Regions from separate parts of the Mus musculus genome. Here region 1 is linked to region 2. The links are chromatin loops, found by intact Hi-C in ENCODE. Cell type or tissue: heart. All regions are shown on one strand. Each heading gives the region's core, and the rest is flanking DNA. Links, peaks and the distances in the headings are about the cores only.

The links. Hi-C counts contacts between places; a loop is a spot of excess contacts. Peaks named below come from ENCODE experiments on the same cell type or tissue, not always from the same donor. Only the 100,000 strongest peaks of a DNase experiment are listed, where the experiment ranks them.
Region 1: it touches region 2 in a loop (9-fold over the local background); 3 of 42 quality-filtered maps call a loop at or near these places.

What each region holds. Positions count from the first base shown.
Region 1 is chr11:30,289,603-30,292,518 of GRCm38, reverse strand. No RefSeq gene overlaps it. Among named protein-coding and RNA genes, the nearest start is that of Gm8098, 24 kb to the right of the region's middle. In heart, for the core only: no CTCF peak of the experiment used is centred there; DNase peaks (open chromatin) are centred at 1,178 and 2,538; H3K27ac peaks cover 1,552 bases.
Region 2 is chr11:30,516,043-30,518,958 of GRCm38, reverse strand. All of the region lies in intron 3 of Acyp2 (acylphosphatase 2, muscle type), which reads left to right. Among named protein-coding and RNA genes, the nearest start is that of 4930505A04Rik, 46 kb to the right of the region's middle. In heart, for the core only: no CTCF peak of the experiment used is centred there; a DNase peak (open chromatin) is centred at 1,668.

The sequences.
Region 1 (2,916 bases), core at 156-2,655, 230 kb after region 2:
GCATGCTACATGATGGGACAGACTACATCCTTCTCCAGAGCAAGCCTACTCCTGCTTATCTGAGGACTTCTCTCTTGCCACAAGATAGGAACAGTGCTTGTCACCATTCCTCAAGTCACAGCTGATTAAACAGAACATGGACATCTGACTCAAACCAAGCTGCTTGGGAAGCCACTGGGAATTTAAAGGAGTAGGGTAGGTGGTGTTGAGACAGTGAGGGAGGGCGAAGAAAGGGAGGGTGGGCAAGAGGGAATGGGTGGAAGGAAGAGAAAAGAGAAGTATAAAGAGAAGAGGGGAAGGGAGGGAAGACCAGATGTGGATAGAGAGATAAGAAGGAAGAAAGATCAATTCTTTACTGCTCTCCCTTTTCTGGTTCCTGTTCTTTGGCTGATCTGATCACTGTCTGCCCCATTCTAGCCCTGCCTTCCTGACAGAGCATTGCGTTTTCTTTTCTGCTGGTGTGGAATGTTTCTAGGGTTCAGAAGCAGGATTCCAAAGTTCTTGTATTCAAACAGACAGGATCTCTCTCTTTATTTCTCCTGTGCTACAGCATTAGCAGCTGAGGAGGAGAGAATAATTCAGGAATTAGTGGAACTCGATACAAGGCCTCAGCACTGCCACAATCTGGATCCACAGCCAGTGCCTCCTGTTCCTCAGCAATGAATGCTGGGGGCTTGAAGGTGTTTGTTAGTGGGTGTGGAGATTTGGTTCTATAAATCGGTAGCTTGTCCCTCATTTGAACACCAACAAACACAAAAGTAAGCCCATGGAACATTTTAATTATAATAGACACCACAGGAAATTGTATTTATGTATGGAACCTAAATTTAGAATCCTTGACAGACTGACAGGATTAAGTCCGTGTAAATAGTCCATGCCAGGTGCTAGGAAGTGGCTTCAGAGACAAGAGGCTGGCCATGCATGCAGGCCCCCTTGTTACCCTAAAATTTTGTGGAAGAAAGAGCTTTGCTCTGGGCCAGTTAATTTTTAAGAAGTCTTCATTCCTGGCTAAGAATAACGGTTTTTGAGAGAATCATTTCAGGGCGTCTCCCATTCCCATTCTCTGCCTCCTGTTCGTCTGTAAACAAGGAAAGGGTGTGGCCTGACTTGGATCTGCTCTAACAGTGTTTGTGTAGCCCTGACCGGAGGCAGGAGCCAGTGGGAAAGAGGAAGTGTGTGGGTGGGAGAAAGGAAATCTCTCAAGCTCGCTTGCTCCCCTCACAACCCTGCCCCACCCCGACTTTCAGACTTTCCATAGTTGCCTCTACTCACTTCGGATCCCCTGAAAACCGTGGGCAATGGCTCAGACAGGAATGATAGTACAGGAGTTGTCTAGAGCAAGGATACTGAACTTGGGACATAAGAAAAGCCTTTACTCTCACCCCATACCCTCTGAAGAAGCTTTTCATTATGAGACCCTGGGGCACCACTCTGACCATCTTGGAAGCTTTAAGTAAAGTCACATCAAGAAACATTCTCCTGGAACCTGTATCTCAAGACTCATGGTCCAGGTCAGAGACCAGAATTCCCTGCTGATGACAACCAGCCCCTTTTCTTCCTAACTTAATAGTCCCAAAGATGTATAGGTTCACTGGATTTGGGGATAACCTGGGGTCAGCTGTTTGCAGAGACCATGTCCAAAGTGGACGGTACTGCTGTAATACCCAAAAGCAAGATACAGGAAAGAAGTCTGTTCCACCAGGGGCTGGGGCCAGACTGCCCATGTCTAGTGCCTCTTTATGGTTTGCATCTGAAAATTCTTTTGGAGTGGACTTCCAGCTGTTATCTGACAATGTAAGAAGTCAGAAGACATTTAAATATTAGCTTCATATGTATATTTATGTTTATGTACTATGACCTTGGCTGAAGTCCCTAAGTGTTAAAGGTAGACCATTCCACCCACCCCTTCACATTGTGCAAACTTGGATAAATACTTGGACAACTAAAACTCCATTTTCTTGTCTGCAAACTGAGAACAATCACAATAACACTTATCACGAGCATTTAAATTATAATTACTGCCTTGGCCGTTGGGCAAGTTGGTTTTTTTGTTTGTTTGTTTGTTTTTTGTGCCTTAGCTTTCTCATCTGTTAGATGGAAGGATTCAAATGGTACCTGTCTCCAAGTGTTGTTATCAATAATGTAATAGCCTTATGGCAACATCTGGCAGACAATAAACTGTGAATGTTAGTTGTTATAACCTTCTTCCTGGAATTCAGGACCCTCTGACTAGCTAAAGCACACACAGTGCTTAAGTCCCAGCATTCTGCTTCCAACTGCAACTGTTCTCTCAGCCAAGTGTAATCTGATGAATATAAACTAGGAGTTCTGTCCTGGGATAACCTCCATTCTTGTCTGTTAAAAGGCTTTTGAGAGCCACTTAGAAAGGTGAAAGAAAAACAAACAAACAAAAACAACCTTACATCTGCATCTCTGGGCAGGGTGTCCGTAGTAGCAGAGAGTAGGGGATCAGAGAGGGCTCCTGGCTGGCTCCTCTCCTGAGGTCCAGGGATTGCTTTCTTCACTGAGGAGTTTCTGCAGCCCTGTACATTGGCAGCCTCTCAGGACTGGGCTGGGTTTCGGAATTAGCTTGGAATGTTAATTCCGTAAATGTCTGGAGAGGTTTGAGCCTCCATAAGAAGTCGCTTGCTCATACAGAAAGACACACTAGCCACGGGGAGCTACTAAGTAGCTCAGTTCTTTCACAATGCTGTCTCTGAGAATTAACAGCTCTGTCCTCAGCTCAACACCCACTGCCACTGGAGCCACTGCCTGCAGCTTAGACCCTAGAGCACTCCTTTAGGGTGAGGCATAAGGAGAACCCTGAGGGTGCCACTGGCCAACTGGCAGGTATCTGATTCCAGATCCTCACCTACAGTAATAGCACTGTCTCCTGAAGAACACACGGTAGGCAAG
Region 2 (2,916 bases), core at 152-2,651:
TTTCAGAAAGCTTCTTACCTAAATGAATTCAATTTATCTGAAATTAAGTAGCATATATAAACTATGTCAATGGTGGTACCAGAGTGCACAATGCATGGTTCACAGATGCATCATTCATAGGTTTTATGTGAACATAAATAACTATGTGGGTAAATAGGCTATGAGATGAACAATACCCAAGACAGGTACAGATGAATTGATAGTGGAGGCTAAACAAAATTTATCTTAGAACTAGAACAGCAAGAGAGTATGTGACAGAAGTCATAGGAGGGTTTGGAGAAGCTCCTGTGCTCAGTTTTGTGATATAGGGGTTAATTCTAGACTCTGGAACTATGGGGTAAAGCCTAAAATGAAAAATAGGACCGTATTATTACAAATTAGAATGCCTGGTGAGAAAGCCAGGAGCTTTGATGGAAAAATCAACATGATTGTGGAAAATGCTTCAAGTTCTGTATTTTTTTTCTCTAGACAAATTCAATTAAATGTATTTAAACAAAAGTTATAAAAGAGTAATTAGGCCCTACAAGCTAATTATTTTCTTTTTTCGAATAAGTGAGTTGTAACAGAGGCAAGCAAGCATCCTTTTTATGGTTTTTGTTTATATGCTTCTTGATTTATATCCTAGGTCTAAAAGTAAGCTATAATATCCTAAGCTAAAATTATCTTGCTATAAATTTTTAGTATTTTTCTTTATAATTTCTGCCCAGGAGACCCAAGTTTCCCTGGAAATGAAGCACATGTTAACTGGGTATTTGCCTCAATGCTGGGCTTAAATTGTGTTTTCACTATTTCATGCATTTGGAGCTGACTATGACACATTTGGGGCAGAATGTGACATATTTAGCTTGACACATGTGGGGCTGAATGAATGATTGAAAATAAAAGTGTAAGTATGCACATAATGATTTTGTACAAACTATCTGTTAGGACATGAGATTCCTTTGTCTGCAAACTGTTTTCAGAGTGATTGATTGCCAAGGGGATGCGTCTGCTTGCACACAGGCACAGCCCTCGGAGAATCAGTCCAGTCTGACTCCAGTCTTTCTGGACCAAGAGCTGGATTGCGATTGCAGAGCCCACTGTCCTAAAACTACATGTTTTTGTGATAGAAGAACATTGTGTTCCTTCCTTTAGTGGAAAAGGGTCTCTAGCAAAGTTGGTCATAAAACACAAGTCTATAGATAACCTGTGGTTTCCATTGAGACAGTTACAGAATTAGTATCAGGGAAGGGGAAGGGATCATATCTTTATATATCTATTATACTGTTGTTTTCTTCCATATAGATTTTAAAATGATGTGTAAGAACATATTAAGCTGCTAACAAGAGAGTGGATACTTAAGAATGAAAATAAGGGAGGAGCACAAAATAGAGCTAGGAAGAAGTCCATAAAGATGCTTACCGTAGGACCTCTGCTATGGGTGGGCTTGCACTTGACTCTAAACTGGCTAATAGTCCTCCATCTGCTAATGGCATTAGCCTCAATTTGCTTAAGAGCATTTTTTTTGAGGAAAATGGAAAAGTCAGGGTAAAGGTTAAAAATACAAGAGTGTCTGGCCAACTCATTTTTTCATTTGGCTTCCTTCCTGTAGGAATAGATCTTAACATATCTGGGACAGAGAACATACTGAACTGTGTGTCCTTAATACAGCCCTCCTCAGTACACTTCTGGGACAGGATGTTCAGAGATATCCAAAGGTATTGAATTCGAAATCTAGGCTGGCTGGACTGGCCATCAGCAGAACCCCGAAGCTCTCTGAAGCTGTTCTGTCTCTTCTTCTACAGTGTCTCCCCTTCTATAGTCAGACAGCTCAGGAGCTTTGTCTGTTCTTGCTGTCTCCATTTCTTGCTCCACCATCACCCCTCAAACAGTTCTAACCTGGTTTCCACTCAAACCGCATCAGTAATGCTGTCTTGCGAAGGTTCACAAACCACTCTTCAGTTTACTTTTTACTTGGTCCCAGCAGCATTTGGAAGTTCCTTTACCTGTATGTTTCTGCTTCTATTCAGTTGACTCAACGATGCTGGAGTTCCTTCAGATATGAGGAGCTGGCTCCGGCAAAATTAGAGAGTAAAAACTGAACACTAGTAACAAACAAAAGACATCTACTACTTCTGAATCCCATAGCATATGGTTTTATTGAACAACAGTAGCACGGTATGTTTACCTCCTCAACTTCCAGTCCAAACTCCTTTTGCTGTTCTTTTATTTCAGACCCAACAAAGTTAGGAGCTACATTTCCCTGAATTGCCTTGGACTTAAGATTTCAAATGTAATTTAGGCTTTTACAGTCAGTGATATCTACATGAATTTTGAACTTTGACCTGAATTATCCCAGGATAGTTTCCCAGACTTACTAATTTGAAGATGCTGGGTGACAGGACAGTCTACGCTACAGCTGAGAAGTGCTTCTGCCAAGACTAGGGGGCCTTGGGGATGGAATTTCCCTAGAAGTACATAACTCTGGAGATCCCAGAGCTTTCTAAATGAGAAAAGGCAGTGGACACTTGACTTCAGTAACACTTATTAAGAGCCTACTATGTGACCTAGATGTTCGATTAAGTGATTCACAACCAAACACGGTCTTCAGCCTTTCCATGATCTCTGTGATGACAGTAGTAGGACTCTCTTTTTAAAGATGAAGAATCTAGTTTCAGGTTAATTGTGCATGATTTGGGGTTTCCTGGACAAATTTTTTGGCATGTTATCAAAATACTATTTAAAAATTTATTTTTATAATAAAATATTTATTCACATATAACTGAATAAAGAGGCCTGTTTGATAAGCAAGAATAACACAAATGTTATGCACTGTCTTTCCACTATGAATGCTAGCTCAAAAGGTTGAGATTGGCAAGTACCACATTAGCTTCTAATTCATTTGCTGTCTTTTCTTACTGTCTGCTTTTTCACTTC